2 separate regions of the Homo sapiens genome follow, and region 2 is linked to region 1. The links are chromatin contacts, found by Hi-C or POLR2A ChIA-PET in ENCODE. All regions are on one chromosome and are shown on one strand. Each heading gives the region's core, a stretch centred on a gene start or an enhancer-like site at or near the end of the contact. The rest is flanking DNA. Distances are from core to core; before and after follow the strand shown. Region 1 overlaps CCDC90B-AS1 (CCDC90B antisense RNA 1). Region 2 holds the start of DLG2-AS2 (DLG2 antisense RNA 2).

What was found. A loop is a pair of places that touch in the nucleus more often than their neighbours do. ChIA-PET counts read pairs that join two places held with the same protein, here RNA polymerase II (POLR2A). Pooled maps may share reads with other maps.
Region 2: a pooled map of heart left ventricle shows a loop between it and region 1 (2.0-fold over the local background). The contact joins two enhancer-like sites. A Hi-C loop is called at or near these places in 3 of 50 pooled maps. POLR2A ChIA-PET finds 5 or more read pairs at or near these places in 2 of 52 experiments (Caco-2 and WTC11).

The regions. Positions count from the first base shown.
Region 1 is chr11:83,290,307-83,297,715 of GRCh38, reverse strand. All of the region lies in intron 1 of CCDC90B-AS1 (CCDC90B antisense RNA 1), which reads right to left. Among named protein-coding and RNA genes, the nearest start is that of CCDC90B, 7.6 kb to the right of the region's middle. Within about 2 kb of position 4,540, at least 2 of the 41 ENCODE cell types and tissues checked have a DNase peak (open chromatin) inside an H3K27ac peak, as active enhancers do.
Region 2 is chr11:83,637,079-83,644,487 of GRCh38, reverse strand. The region is part of intron 18 of DLG2 (discs large MAGUK scaffold protein 2); the gene reads left to right. It overlaps DLG2-AS2 (DLG2 antisense RNA 2), which reads right to left and starts at 6,795. Exons shown (of 12, transcript NR_187249.1): 1 at 6,538-6,795; 2 at 6,002-6,086; 3 at 1,988-2,098; 4 at 774-886. Within about 2 kb of position 2,819, at least 5 of the 41 ENCODE cell types and tissues checked have a DNase peak (open chromatin) inside an H3K27ac peak, as active enhancers do.

The DNA.
Region 1 (7,409 bases), core at 3,291-5,790:
CACTTCCAGATGCAAGTACCACCTTTAGAAGTTTCCTACACTATCCAGAGGTCCTCTACTATACAGGCTACTTCCAATGTTTCACAGACATCCCTCTCTGCCTATAACAGCTTAGAGTATTGCAGTTTCTCCATTTCAAATTCTCTCATGTCTGGTTCACAGATGTTCTCGTGAAAGCTGGAGAGGATACGCTTTGTCATCTCTGGGTCTTCCACCAATGAATGTTCACCTATTTTGCAAAGGATTATCAATCCATTTCCCTCCAAATGGTCTTAGCACGAATGTATAATGTGGACCTGCTATGTAGCCATAGTCTTCAGTCAAAGGTTCAGTGACCAATCTAAGTGGAGCCAATAGAAGTCCCTTCCCTGGCAACTTGAAATTGGAACTAAGTGATGCCAGACTCAGCTGGCTACTCCCTTGAACAGGGGAGATATAAATGCAGACACTGTGGCATACCATTTTCTATCCCATGCACTAGATATCAGAGAAAACCAATCAATGTAGAGAAATAAGGCAGCAGACACGGAGAGAAGCGTGGGTAAGAGATGGAGATAGAAAATTCCCTGGTTCTTAGAAACTTTCCAAGCTCCACTTCCAATCCTTTCTGAGACCTTCATGCATTACTGCCTTTGGATTTCCTGAACTATCCCTATACAGTTATTATTTTATATTCCCCTTTTATGATTTCTGCATTTACCAATCAAAGTGATCCTGATAAATGCTATGCTTTTATTGCAAAAAATCTCACAGCAAAAGCTGGCTAGTAATTTCTCATAAAAGGTCAACAACATAGCTGACAGCAGCAGCCTAGAAAGTTCTTGAGGAAGACTGCTTGGTGTAGCAGAAAGATGTTCTTTGGGGTCAGACATCCAAAGCTTCAAATCCCACCACTAGAAGCTACATGGCACTGAACAAGCTCTCTAACCATTTTAGACTTCAGCTTCTTTATCTGTAAAAGGGGTATAATAATTACCATTAGGCAATGTTGTTCTGGGGACTAAAACTCATGTCCAAAGAGTGCTTAGCACTCTCCTTGGCACATAGGATGGATGTGATAAGAAAGAACTACTATTTCTTTAAATGCCTATTTTAGGGTTTCCCTCAGGGAAACTGTAACTGTAATGGGTAACCCTGGTTTAAAAGTTTCCCAAATAAAGCCAGATGTCAAAATTATATAGCTCAGAAAAGGCTGGCTTTCTTCATGATCAACATGTACATCTACATCCAGTAAGATCAAACAAACAGAAGTGGGCCTTTTAAATGTAAAATTACCACATGACCCTGCAATTTCACGCCTACATAGATACTAGAAGAACTGAAAAAATATATTCAGACAAGTACATGTATGCACATGCTCATAGCAGCATTATTCATAATAGCCATAAAGTAAAAAGACCCCAAATGTCTATCAGCGAATGGATGGATAAACAAATCATGGTACTGATTGTGTGCAATAGAATACTGGCCATGAAAAGGAATGAAGTACTGATGCATGCTGCAACACAATGAACTTCCAAGATATTTTGCTAAATGAAAAAAGCCATATACAAAAGGTCACATGTATGATTCAATTTACGTGATACATCCAGAATAGATGAATCCATAGAGACAGAACACAGATCGGTGTTAGTCAGGGGCTGAGAGGAGTGGGGAAGGGGAAAAACCTGCTAAATAGGTCAGGAATTTTACTTTGGAGTGATGGAAATATTTTGGAACTAGATAGAGGTGGTAGTTGCACAACATTGTAAGTGTACTAAATGCTACTGAGTTGTTCACGTTTAAATGGTTAATTTTATGTGACGTGAATTTCTCAACAAATTTTTTTAAAGAAATGACCTAAATTACACAAAGAGCTAACAATAAAAGAAAGACCTTCTTGATGATAAGAGCTGAAAACAGGGTAAGGCTGGCAGGAGTAAAATCAATGAAGGGCCCCCAAATTCTCCCCACAGTAGTATAGATCAGTTCTTAAGAGATAGCTTTGTGGAGTCAAGGGCTCTTCCCCAGAGCCTAAGGTAGTAGCAGGAAAAGGCCTGAGGTAGGAGTCAGGAGCTGTGACTATGTCACTAAATAATCAGCGCCTCTCCCCTGAGCCTCAAGCTCCCTCAGTTGCAAACCCAGAAAACTACCTCCCGAGGCTGTTGTGAGGCTCAAAGCAAACAGTGAATATGAAGGTTTTCATTACCCATTATAAAAATGCAAAGTTTTCCATGTGCTTCAGGGTTGAAATTCCAGCTTGTTGTATGTCCCTGAACAAGCTACTTAACCCCTCTAAGTCTTGTTTTTGTCTCTACCTACCTTACATGATTGTTGGAGAATTAGAAATAATATACGCAAAGTGCCTGGTACCCACTAAACCCTCAGTAAGTTGAAGCTATTGTTAAATGGGTGGGAACAATTTCAGCAAGGAAGGGAAGGAATAAGAGAAAATGAGCAAAATGGGTGTTGGGATGAAGGTGGGAGTCAGTGGAAATGTCATGGCCAGTGCAGGATTATGGCAGCCTAAGGGGAATATATAATCTAGAAATGGCATATGTGCTGCCCCCTTTCTCTCCTGCATTCATATCAGATACTACCAATCAATCATGTATTCTTTACTGCTGCACCAAGATATGGCCTCACAACACTCATCACTTTGTTCTAAGCAGCCACGGTCAATTGAAGGGTATTGGCATGAAGATGAAACCCATTTGTCACTTCTGTACTAACAGTTTCTTGGAGGATGAGGGATGATGTGTCCCTAAGAGTACACATAATTTCACAATTTGTGCCATGTACCCAGTTAAAATAAATTGGTGGAAGGAACAGGGGTGACTTATCTATGCAGTGTGCAGCACAATCGATTATGAGTTCTACCACGTACTTGCTCTGTGACCTGGGACAAGTCACTTCAGCCTTCTGAACCTGTTTTCCCATCTATGAAACAGGAGCAATGGTACCCAGCTCACGGAGTTGCCAAAGAGCTCAAATGAGCTCATGTGTGTGAGATAAGAGATGAGGCAACACCTACATGTGAAGAATTTTTGAGGAAGAATGCCCCACCTTGTTGTTGGAGACAGGAAGGATACAGACCATGCTGAGAGTTTAGTGAGATTTTTCAGCTCTGCTATACCCCAGTGCGGAAAATGAATTCCAAAGTCAAGACCCCAAAATCCTATTTCCCTAGTCTTTCCCAGTGAGGTCCAAGGCAGCCAAGTCATACAATGAGGAGGACTTCTCCAATCAGGTACCTTGAGGCTGGAGCTGTAGGCTCTGCCAGGCCAGGGGTCTTCTCTGACCAGGAAAGGGGCAGATGTCTAGGGTTTTCCAGATCAGTACCTAGGACAGGGAATCTAGGTGAAATACACAGCCTTGACCGCTGAAGGACTCAGCAAAGGGCAGGCAAACACCCTTTTGGTTTTTTTCCTTTTCTTTTCATTTTTTCGTTTTCGTTTTTGAGACAGGGTCTCTGTTGCCCAGGCTGGAGTGCAGTGGTGCAATCAGGGCTCACTGTAGCCTTGACCTCCTGGGCTCAAGAGATCTTCCCACCTCAGCCCCCTGTGTAACTGGGACTACAGGCATGTGTCCCATTGCCCGGCTAATTTTTTTTAATTTTTATAGAGACAGGAGCTCGCTATGTTGCCCAGGCTGGTCTCAAATTCCTGGGCTCCACTGATCCTCTCACCTTGGCCTCCCAAACTGCTGAGATGACAGGGTGAACCACCATGCCTGGCCACCTTTCTTTTCAAAGCTACTCCCTAGCCTAATGCCCTTCAGTGATTCCTCTTACTCATGGATAAAGTAAAAAAGACCTTGAAGGCCAGCCTCACCTTTTCCAACCTCACCTTCTGAATTTCCCTACCCTTAACCCATTGCTCCAGCCATTCTCTCCATTCCCAAATGAACCAGGCTCTCTCACACACACTTCCCGGCTTTTGCAAGTGCTGTTGCCTTTTCCACACAACGTACTCCACACCACCATTCACCAAATCCATTTAACCAAACTGTCTTTCACACATCCTTTCAAACTAATGCCTTCCGACGGATCCCTGCTTAGGGTAATATAAGCCTCTCTTATGCATTCCCTTGGCAGCCTATACTACCCTTCATCATAATATTTATTACAATAGACTGTTGACAATCTGAGAGCAGGACTGTGTTTTATGTTTATATCTTCATGGCTTAGCACAGTGCCTGGCACCATAAATAGTGTTCAATAGTCATTCAAAGAAAAAATGAGTAATCGATGAGAGACACCAGGTTATGATGTAACATTGCAAAGTATATAATGTTTTGACAGCTCTTTCTTCTTCTTTTCTACCATTCTTTTAATCATTCTTTTCTTTGATTTATTTTAATGGGCAAACTCGGAATCGGGTGTCATTGCCAGCCTCCCTGTATAATTAGGAAAAAAAAAATTTCCCCAGATTTTCAGGGAATACGGGCTGATAGTCACTTTCCAGCCATGCAAAATGTGAAATTAACATAAAGCTACACAAAGCTTTTGTGACAATGGGCCCTCTGACTCAGCTTCAGAGATGAGAGCAAAGAAGCAAAGAATTGTCCTTGGTTCTTTTCACATCCTCCCCCTAGTGGCAAGAGCTCCAAGTAAGCTAAGGAAGAAAATGAAACCCATTTGGTCCAGAGCTCTCTCTTTCTCAATGCCTCATTCACAGGCTTTAAAACACATCGAGATTCCTTCACATCACCTATTCCAAGAGAAAATGACTGACACATGTGAGTGGTCCAGGCTGCATTCTCTCTCCGTGAAGTCACCAGAGCTATAGTCGTAGTCCTGGGTGATCTCTGGTCATCTGATACAATTGTGCCCAAGCTGGGACCCCAGACCTCTAAACATCAGAGGAAAGAGTACTGGAGCAATGGGGTCCTCAAGAGGATTTGGACATATTAAAATGCCTCAAAAAATTGTATCATTGCTGGAGATGAAATTGGAAACCACTGAAGAAATTGGCAAGTATCTTCGCCTTCCCCTGTAAATTTATCAGCTTACTGTTAAATCAGCACTGCTTATCTCCCACTCACCAACAGTAACTTATCTTGAATTAATGGAAAATAGGAAAATAAGTAGTGGCTTCATACATGTTGTTGGTAAAGAGTGTAAGCTGTGTTTTAAATGGGAGCTTATAAAGGTAAAAAAAAAAAAGTGGTTATTTGCAATGAAAAAAACCAGGACCCACTTCCCTGCTACCCTGTTGGCCTTTGAGATTTAGATAAACTAGGCTGCTTTCAGCAGGGGAGCATTTCTCATGTCCAGGCCATCTCATCAGACATTGGAAGAGGAAAGGATTCATTTGCCTACACTAGCAAATGGCAAATAGTTATTTTCTAGAAAGAAATTCAAACTGATTTTTATCTATTTTAGCTCAAAAAATTTCAAAATCTCCTGCAAGTCCACTGTATGAAATTCAATTTCCTTAGTCTTTTTTATTCTACCTTTTTCATTTTGTTCACCCCAATTCCACCCAGTCTTCATATAATTCCTATGCCCCAGTCTACGAAGTTTCCTCACCAAACTATGACCATATTTTGAACATTCACTCATTCATTCAACACACACTTACCAAAAGCTTGTTATGGCCCAGGCATGATAAGCACTGGAGACACCATGACACATATGGTCTCTACCATAATGGAGAAAACAAATATTAAGTGCAGAGACATGGGAAGGCTGGGTTGCTGTATGAGTCCATAACAAAAGTACCAAATCTGCATGTTGTTTGAGTGGGAATGACTTCTTAAAGAGTTACTCTAAAAAGTCACCATTTAAACTGGAATCTGAAAGATATAAAGGAATTGGCCAGATAAAGAGGAGAAAGAGCTCCAAGTTGAGTAGTGATGCTTTACCATATGCAAAGTCCCTGAGTAGGAAGGAGCAAAGCGATGAGTAAATTGTACTTGCTCACTCCAATCCTCTCTCCTGGACCCCTTGCCTTACAACCTCTACTAACTAAAACCCCTAAGGTTCAAATCCTATCTCTTCTTGATAACCATTATCAAAAAGCATTTAACCTTCAACTGAATTATAGGATTTATTATTTTCTTAACATTTACATGACACTAACCTATTAAAGCTCTGTGTTGAAGGCTATTAAAATGCTTGTTCTATTCTCTCAGTTATTAATATATTACAAATTACTGGAGAGCAGAAATCTTTGCAATCCTTGCGTATCCTAGCAGAAATCCCTGCACGTAGTAAGAACTTGAATAGTTGTTGGATTGAACTGGTTTTCTTTACATTCCTCACATCTAACCTTAAACCTAGCTGGCACTCAGATATTTCTGTAAGTAAAACTGGAAAAATGAAAAATGTTTAAAAGTCCAGAGAAGAATAATATTGTGAAGGGTCCGAGATCTTACCCTATTAGCAGGCTATCAAGTTATCCTGTCATGGTTGCATGGATGCTGGTAGAAGATATGAGACTCCTTGCTAGAAACAAAGAACCCAATTACTGATGGTGCAGCGAGCAGCACGAGTATCGGCATATTTGTGTCAGCTCCCCTTGGCCCCAAGTTCATGGGGATGATGCAGCTGGGGCTACGTAGATGCCTGAGCACGTACAGTACATTGCATTACAGAGAGGAACCCTGACCTATGAGAACACAAATCTTTTATAATAGGCAGTAAGCATGAGGCCTTTTGCTCCAGAGAGAGATGCTATATTTCCTAAGGTTGTTCGTTATACAAAACTGCCACAACAAAAGGCAGAGAAGACCTCCATTTGTAAAACATACAGAAACATGAGACACCCATGGAAATTATTTCCTAACTCTGAGTAAGCAGGTATTATTATTGTTTATTGGGTGCTTGTATATGCCAGGTCCAGTGCTAAGTATTTTAGATGCATCATCTTTTCTATTCCTCTCAACAAACATGAGAAAACATTAACAAATTTATGGAAAAATATTTTTATAAATTAAGATGTTTAACAAAGAAACAATAGCAACCAAGGAGAATCTGAAAATACACAGGAGCATTAGGAGGTCTCAGAGAGGAGCTGTATCTATTAGCTGAATACTATCTGGACTCACTTCATCTGCTATTCCTGCTTTTCCTTCCTATGCTTCTCTGGCCTGCATGGTAGATTATGGATGACCCAAGCTCCTGCACTCACTTGATATAGTTCCAGCCAGCCTCAGAGAATGATTAAGAATCCCTGGATCTAATTGCCACTTCCATCAAAGAGAACATAATCAACACTGTATATGTGTGTTACAGAGAGAGCTTTATGTTAATATAAATAATAGTAACATGAATTAATATATAAAGAGATCCACTTTTTTCATAATAATTCCTTAAGTTAAGTAAAATATTGTGATAACACTTACTGGTCTGTATCTTCCACTAGCCTGTTAGCTCCTCCCAAGCAGGGATCCTATCATTTAACAGAATTATAATCATGTATATA
Region 2 (7,409 bases), core at 1,570-4,069, 350 kb before region 1:
ATTTTTAGGATTCAGAAATAGATAATTATGTTGAGAACGAAGTTATGAGTATAAACAATTCTCTCAATCCGTCTCTTTGCCGATTCTTCCTTTCACCTCAATTGAAAATTGAAAATTATTTTAGTGGGAGGGCTATAGAGGAGTAGAACATATTTATCGAATTCTCCACATTTTGAAATGGCTGGTTCACTTTCTTATCAGGAAGAGGGAGAGATGGCCACATTAGCAGCCTCACTCCATCAGTTAGACATATGTCAGGTACCTGCAATGTTCTTCACAGATACTAAGCAAGTACTTACAGATAAATAAATAGTTGTATGTATGCTGAGTGCTGCAAAAGAAAAGTATCTGTTGTATTTGAAGGAAAGACCTGTCGTATCTCAAAATGATATTTTGAGAAGCTTTCATTTGAGCAGTATATTGGGGAACTCAAACAAAGCCTTTTCATTTTGATCATGCCAAATCACCTATAGAATTCACTTATAGAGATGTATCTATAGTCATATCAGAAATTGGCTGCTAAATGGTTACTTAGGGTAACCAAACAAGTCTGAGACAGCCATGGACATGTTCATGTCAGGAACAAAACAGAAAAGTAGTCACTTGTAGAACAAAGTCTAGAATCAATGTAGGAAAAAAAAAAAACTGAATGAAACTAGGACTAGAAGATTTGAGTTTGAGTCCCAGCTTTGCTGCGTGGCCTTGGATAAATTGACTAGCCTCTGTGAGCCTCCATATTCCCTTAGTGGTCTTCCCATTGTGGCTCTACTTACCTAGGAATAGTGGTGTATTAGTTTGTTTTCATGCTGCTGCTGAAGAAGCAAGTCACATTTTGCATGGATGGCGTCAGGCAAAGAGGAAACTTAGATATTATTTTAGCTCCTGGCTCCATGATTTTTATATAAAAGAACAAGACAAATTCAGCGAAGATTTAATATTTGAGTTTGCCAAGGAAGGTTTTCTTACCTAGTGGATGCAGTCTTAGGTACTATGCCTTAAATTAGAAGGCACAGTTCCTAGTTCCTCCTTCTGATGCACCATTAGCTATAAATCACACCAATTAAACTACAATTTGTGCATCCACACTCTGGCACTTTCACTCAACCTGCCAATAAAATCTTGAGAGAATCACCATTGGCAGCTAGGCCCTAATAATATCTGAAGTTTCCATTTTCCCCCACAGAGTTTCACATTTACTCTCTCATGCATGATGCCCTTTGTGGCTTTATTTTTACAGCTAAGACAGGAATCTAATTCCACTTTTGAGATAAATCTCAGAGAGAGGAAGTAGTTGTGTAGGCAGGTTGGGATATTTTTAAAAAACTGCATTGGTATGAATTACTTTTGTCACCGCTTTCTATTTATACTGTACAATTCAGTTTACCAAACATTTTTATCTGTTTCTTCATTTGATCTTCACAGCAGTCTTGTAATGTAAGCAGGAAATCAGTGATGTCTCCATTTTATAGACAGGGAATATAAAGCTTCAGGAGAGCTTCACGGTTTTTTTTTATTCATTTATTGAACACCTAGTCTATTCCTAACAATGGACTATGCCATTTACAACTGCTGTTGCATTTACCTTTCAAAAAATCTGATCAGGTAACTACTTTTTTTCTATTCTGCATATGAGAAAGCTGAGTATTCTCTAAATTGAGTATCTTATGCAAAATCCACACTAAAAATCAATAATAAACTTATGATTCAAACATGAATCAGATTTATCTCAGAGCCTTAAAAAATAATAATACATCAGTTACTCCTGTCAGCCAAAGAAAACAAGCTTTGCCAACTTCAGGAAGTTTCTGTGTTGACTCCATTTTGCAATAAGTCTGATAATCAGAGAAAATCTGCCTTTATGAATCTATAAAACAAAGCATGCATGAAGCCAAATTGAAATTTGATGTATGTAATTTTCAGAGTTATATGCATATTATATGAAATAGCTAGTTAGGGATTCAGATTGTTATTTGCCTATAAAACTTACTTTATTTCACACATTAAAGAATTCATGAGTGTTTGGCTGAAACCTCTGTAAAGTTTCTCCATCCAAGCTGCAAGAGATTGTTCTAGTCAAAACAAATGATCCCAATTCTATCTGAAAACAGAGAAGGGGTGAGGAGGAATGGAGAAAGACATACCTTAATTCAGTGTGTTATTAAAAATTATTCTAAAAGGCTGATCTATTTAGTATTAGATCTGGTAAGCTAAAGGATCATTTCTGTTTATCAGAACTCTTCATTTAACTCATCCAATTCAGCAAGCACTTACGTTAGCATTTATTAGCTGATAACTGTGTGCCACACGCTATGCCAGGTGTTAGGATACAGAAGAAAACATGATAACATCCTTGCCCTCATGGTATCCATAACTGAGTTATTAATGGTCAGTAGCAAAGAAGTACAAGAGATAGGTGCATACATCCTCTTCCTTTGTGGAGTGCAGAAAAGATAGACTCTTTATATTGTCTAGAATTTCTGGTTAAGTTGGATTCTGATGAATTTAGTTCATAATCTATTTGTCTCTCTCCATCTCTGTATCTCTCTCTCTTTTTCTATGTCTCTCTCTCTCTCTCACACACACACAAACACACATACACACACACACACACACACACACACACACTCCCTCTCTCTTGGATTTGTAAGCCAAACATCTGTAAGTCTTTAGCAATGGAAAATTCCACGTCACCACTTCAACACAGAGGCAGGTTGGCAACTTGAGAGATGAGCTAAGTCGGGTTGAAGTAAAAGCTAGTAAAATCCTTAGGCAGTAGCCTGGAGAGATCCACCCCAAATCCTTCCAGTCACCAGAGCTCAGCGCTCTTGACGGAGGTGAGCATTCCAGTGCGTATCTGGGAGGGGAGCCACGCTCCTCAAATAGTTCCTAATGACGTCCTTCCTGACAGGATGACTTGAAAAGCAGCCAGGGTGAGAAAAGCTCTAAGTGTACCTCTAAAGCCTAAAGTAATGTGACTGGGCCCCTTCTGTGCATATCTGGCTCTGAAATCCCAGGAAAACTAGAAAAAGAAGAGGTGATGAAATGGCAACCGTCTAATATTTTCTGAGCTCCAAATAATTAAAATTATTTTTGTATCATCATATGAAAGAATGTTGACAAAGCATTGCTTCTTGAAATTGAGGTGTAAATAGTGTTCTATGGCTAATCCTCTTATGTGTGACTATTTGGTTAAGAGTCCGGTGGAAAGAGAGCAGTAGTATATTTGTTTGGGATTTTCTAGTTTTAAACATTCTGAATTATCATATTTCATTGATTATAAGACTTACATCTTCCCCTCTCTACAAAATACATTTCAGCTTGTGAAATCAGAAGAGTCTTGTGTCCACCCTCTCCAAGAAAAAGATGCTTTTATTCATTGATGGTGCTTTTTAAAATCGATACTGCTTAAAAGGATGGAAATAAATTACACTCTCTTGGATATTCAGAACAACAATGTATGGGGGTAGGGATGATTTCTATATTTTACAAATGAGAAAACAGCATCTCTGAGTGGGTATGGTATTTTCTTAACATCTCTCAGAGCCAGGACTCAAATCCAGAAACTCTGATTCCAAGGTACTGCTTTGAACCCCAAGTTGCTCTTCTCACTCTATAAGTAACCAGATAGTTCACAAAGATTTAACCTGCCCCAATTTGTCCATTTTAACATGGAACTGACTGTATTAGCGTCTTTCCATGATAGAAGGGTTTCTTGATATCCTGTTACCATCTAAAAAGAACATGATACTCCTCAAATGGAGCAGATATTTAAATACCAAATGCTCTTTTTGTATTCACAAGATGAAACTAGAAAATTACAAGTAACTATGCACTATCCTGTGAGCCTCTTGAGGAAAAAAATCTGTTCAGTGGATTCGGTATCCCCAGCAATTAGGATTGTGCAAGGCATGTAATAAACCCTGAAGAAATATTTACTGAATAAATGAAAGAAGGATGTTTCCGCCAAAGAAATGGAAACATTTATAATTGCTCACAGCATCTCATCCCTGGAGCAGTGATTACATGCTCTGCTAAGAATAGATGTAAACCATTTCTGCTTCATCCTTACCATGTACCCTTCCTAAGCCTCAGTGACAATGAGGGTCACATCCAGGTAAACAATATTGTGACCCCCAACAGACTACACACCATTGACATTTACCCCAGCCATATTGGAAGTTGTCCTAAAGCACAAATTTCCTTTATTATAAGACACCAAGAGCTTCTAGTTCAGATGTGTCTATTTAAAGCATCGCGTGTGTACAGCAGGTGGTCTCTTCAAACTAATTCTCCTGTAGTGTGGAAATGGATAACTCAGCAGGAAAGCAGTCTCTGTTGCTTGGATGTGCAGAGTCCTGTTTACAGCTCAGTGATCTTACCAGTTGTTGTTAAAGCTGCACACGTTTATAATGAACAAATAGAAAGAGGGTGCCACTGTCACCATTAGTACCACTAAGAACTGCATATGTCTTTGTCCTGACAGGAGTCACCAAAGTAATAACAGCAACACCTATCTTATATTTTCAGAACACTTCAGTCAAATCTCATTTTGAGTCTCACAACCACTTTGTGATGTGAACCTCACAATTTGTAGATGAACAAACTGAGGTTCAGTAACTTCCCAAGGCCCCACTAGTAATAAATGACAAGATTAAGACTAAAAGCTGGCCTTCTAACATAGAGTTCCTTTTTTTTTTTAATTTTACTCCCAGTACCTTTTTTTTTTAATTATTATACTTTAAGTTTTAGGGTACATGTGCATAACATGCAGGTTTGTTACATATGTATACATGTGCCATGTTGGTGTGCTGCACCCATTAACTCGTCATTTAACATTAGGTATATCTCCTAATGCCATCCCTCCCCCATCCCCCCACCCCACAACAGGCCCCGGTATGTGATGTTCCCCTTCCTCTGTCCATGTGTTCTCATTGTTCAATTCCCACCTATGAGTGAGAACATGCGGTGTTTGGTTTTTTGTCCTTGCGATAGTTTGCTGAGAATGATGGTTTCCAGCTTCATCCATGTCCCTGCAAAGAACATGAACTCATCGTTTTTTATTATTCACAATAGCAAAGACTTGGAACCAACCCAAATGTCCAACAATGATAGGCTGGATTAAGAAAATGTGGCACATATACACCATGGAATACTATGCAGCCAGCCATAACATAGAGTTTCTAACCCTGTTCCCTCCGTTTATGGCTTCCTCTTATCTGGCAATCATGAGACCCCTGGATGAGGTCGTGACTGATCGAGGGGCATGCTGCCCACCATCTCACTTGGGAAAGGGGGAGGGCAGGCCATGGCCTCATGCTATTGCCTAACCCACTGAGTGTATTGTTTTCTTATCTCAGAACCAAAGTAAGCCACCTGAGTCTCGAAGACATGAGCAGCTGGGCAGTTTTAATCAATGCAGATTAATCCTACTGCATTAAACAATGCCAGCCTTCTCACAGGAGGCAATGCCTCCTTTTCTGTGTGAATGGTAGATTTGCATTCTGAGTCGCCTTACTTACCCTTAACAAATTGCAAACAAGTGTATGGCAGAGCCCCCCTCACTGTGTAGTTTGTGGTGTTCACACCTATGACCTTGCTCCATCCAAGTGTCCATCAGTAGCTCAAGGCCTTGAGATAATACTGATGAATGAAATCACTGATATTCCTGAAAATAGCAGCAGCTTTGGAATTGGACATTATTCTCCTGGACTCCAAGTCACTATGAACTTATGAGAGTACCCTGAGTGGTTGCCTAGCAGATGAGAAGTTCCACCTGATGGCAAGTGTCCCAAAGTATGGCCATCTGTGGCTCATTCCTATTTGACCTGGTGAAGACATCAATTCATAACAAGTAGAGGGAGGCCGTAACAGGGGGCTCTAGGAGCAGACACAGGTTTCCATTTTACTCAGTACAGAAAGGGGTTACAATTTTCGCAAGTGATGAACAAGAATAGGTGATGAATTACACACAGAAGTAATAGAAAGAATTGACAGTCATTACCAAGCGCCAATCTTTTAGATCCATCAGCTCTCTCATAATCTTCTCAACAGATCTTGAGGTAGGTCCAATTCTTATTCCTATTTTACTTGAGAAAATTAAGCACAGAAAGGTTAATAACTTTCACAGTAATGTATAGCTATTTAGTGGCACAACCAGGATTTTGACTCCATCTACATAACCCAAATCTTGTACACTTTTTACTATTATCATCCATCTTGTTCAAGTGAATACAAATGCCAGAACCCCAAATTAAATGCACCTAGTCAGGAACAACTGGCTTTACATACTCAAAAATGTGGAGGAGAAAATGGGTTATCATATATAGAGGTGGAGAAAGAACTAGCTGGGGGTAATGTTTCATGAAGCTCCTCTAAAACGTTTGCTTAGGAGTTGGGTTTCAGTGGTTTGCTTCTTGTTACAGAAGAAAATCCCCCCAAAACATAAAACAACTTGTAATTTAAAAAGCATTTACCAAACATCTATTTCATGCAAAGCAAGACAGAAGAAAATGCTGCAATTTTAATATTGTTTTATACCTCGGCATGATCATGCTTAATTTTCCTGTCAATGTCCTGTTCTGGAAGCAAATTCTTTCAGGTTCTGACTTGTTCAAAACTATGAAAGTCCTGTCTATACAGAAGGTAGAATGATAGACCCTGAGGTTTGGGAATAGAGATGAGTGAGGCATCCCAAGTCTCCAAGTAGCTTACAGTTTGATAGAGGGAAGACCAGCATGCACCTGACTAACACAATAGATGAAGGGAAGAAGAGCAAGATGTCAAGAGGGGAAGGGTGGAGAATTGAGGAAGCCTTGCATTCTAAACAAGCCTTATATTCTAAACAATTGTGGTGTTATAACCAATGTCATGATGTCATGGAAACAAAATGGCTTCACGGCGATCCAGGGTTGAATCCTAGCTCCATGTTCAATGAGCTCTGTTACCTAGTAGCTCTATGACTTTTGTGAAGTCAGTTAACCTCTCTGAACCTCTGTTTCCTCATCTGTAAAATAATATATCTACCTCAGAACTTTCTTAGGAAAAATAATGTATTTTTAAAAGTATGTAGTACAGATCCTAGCTCATTGCAGGTGCTCAGTAAATGTGAATTCCACATTGGATGATATAAAAATTGAAGCATTTGAAAATTTCATTCAAATGTTCTCCTGAGGCTTGGAATCAAGACAGTGTTATGAATTTGACTGAAAAATGTTCCAAAGGGACAGGCATAGATATGAGTAAAACATTTGAGGAAGAGAGAATTAATATTTAATGGATATGGTAGTGTTAGGTTTTTCTGTTTTAACTTGTTGAAAAATACAATTTCAGGACTTCTATAAAACATACTTATATTTCACAATTTGTGTAGCAGGTTTCCTGTTTACTTCTAGAGCATTTCTAACTATGAA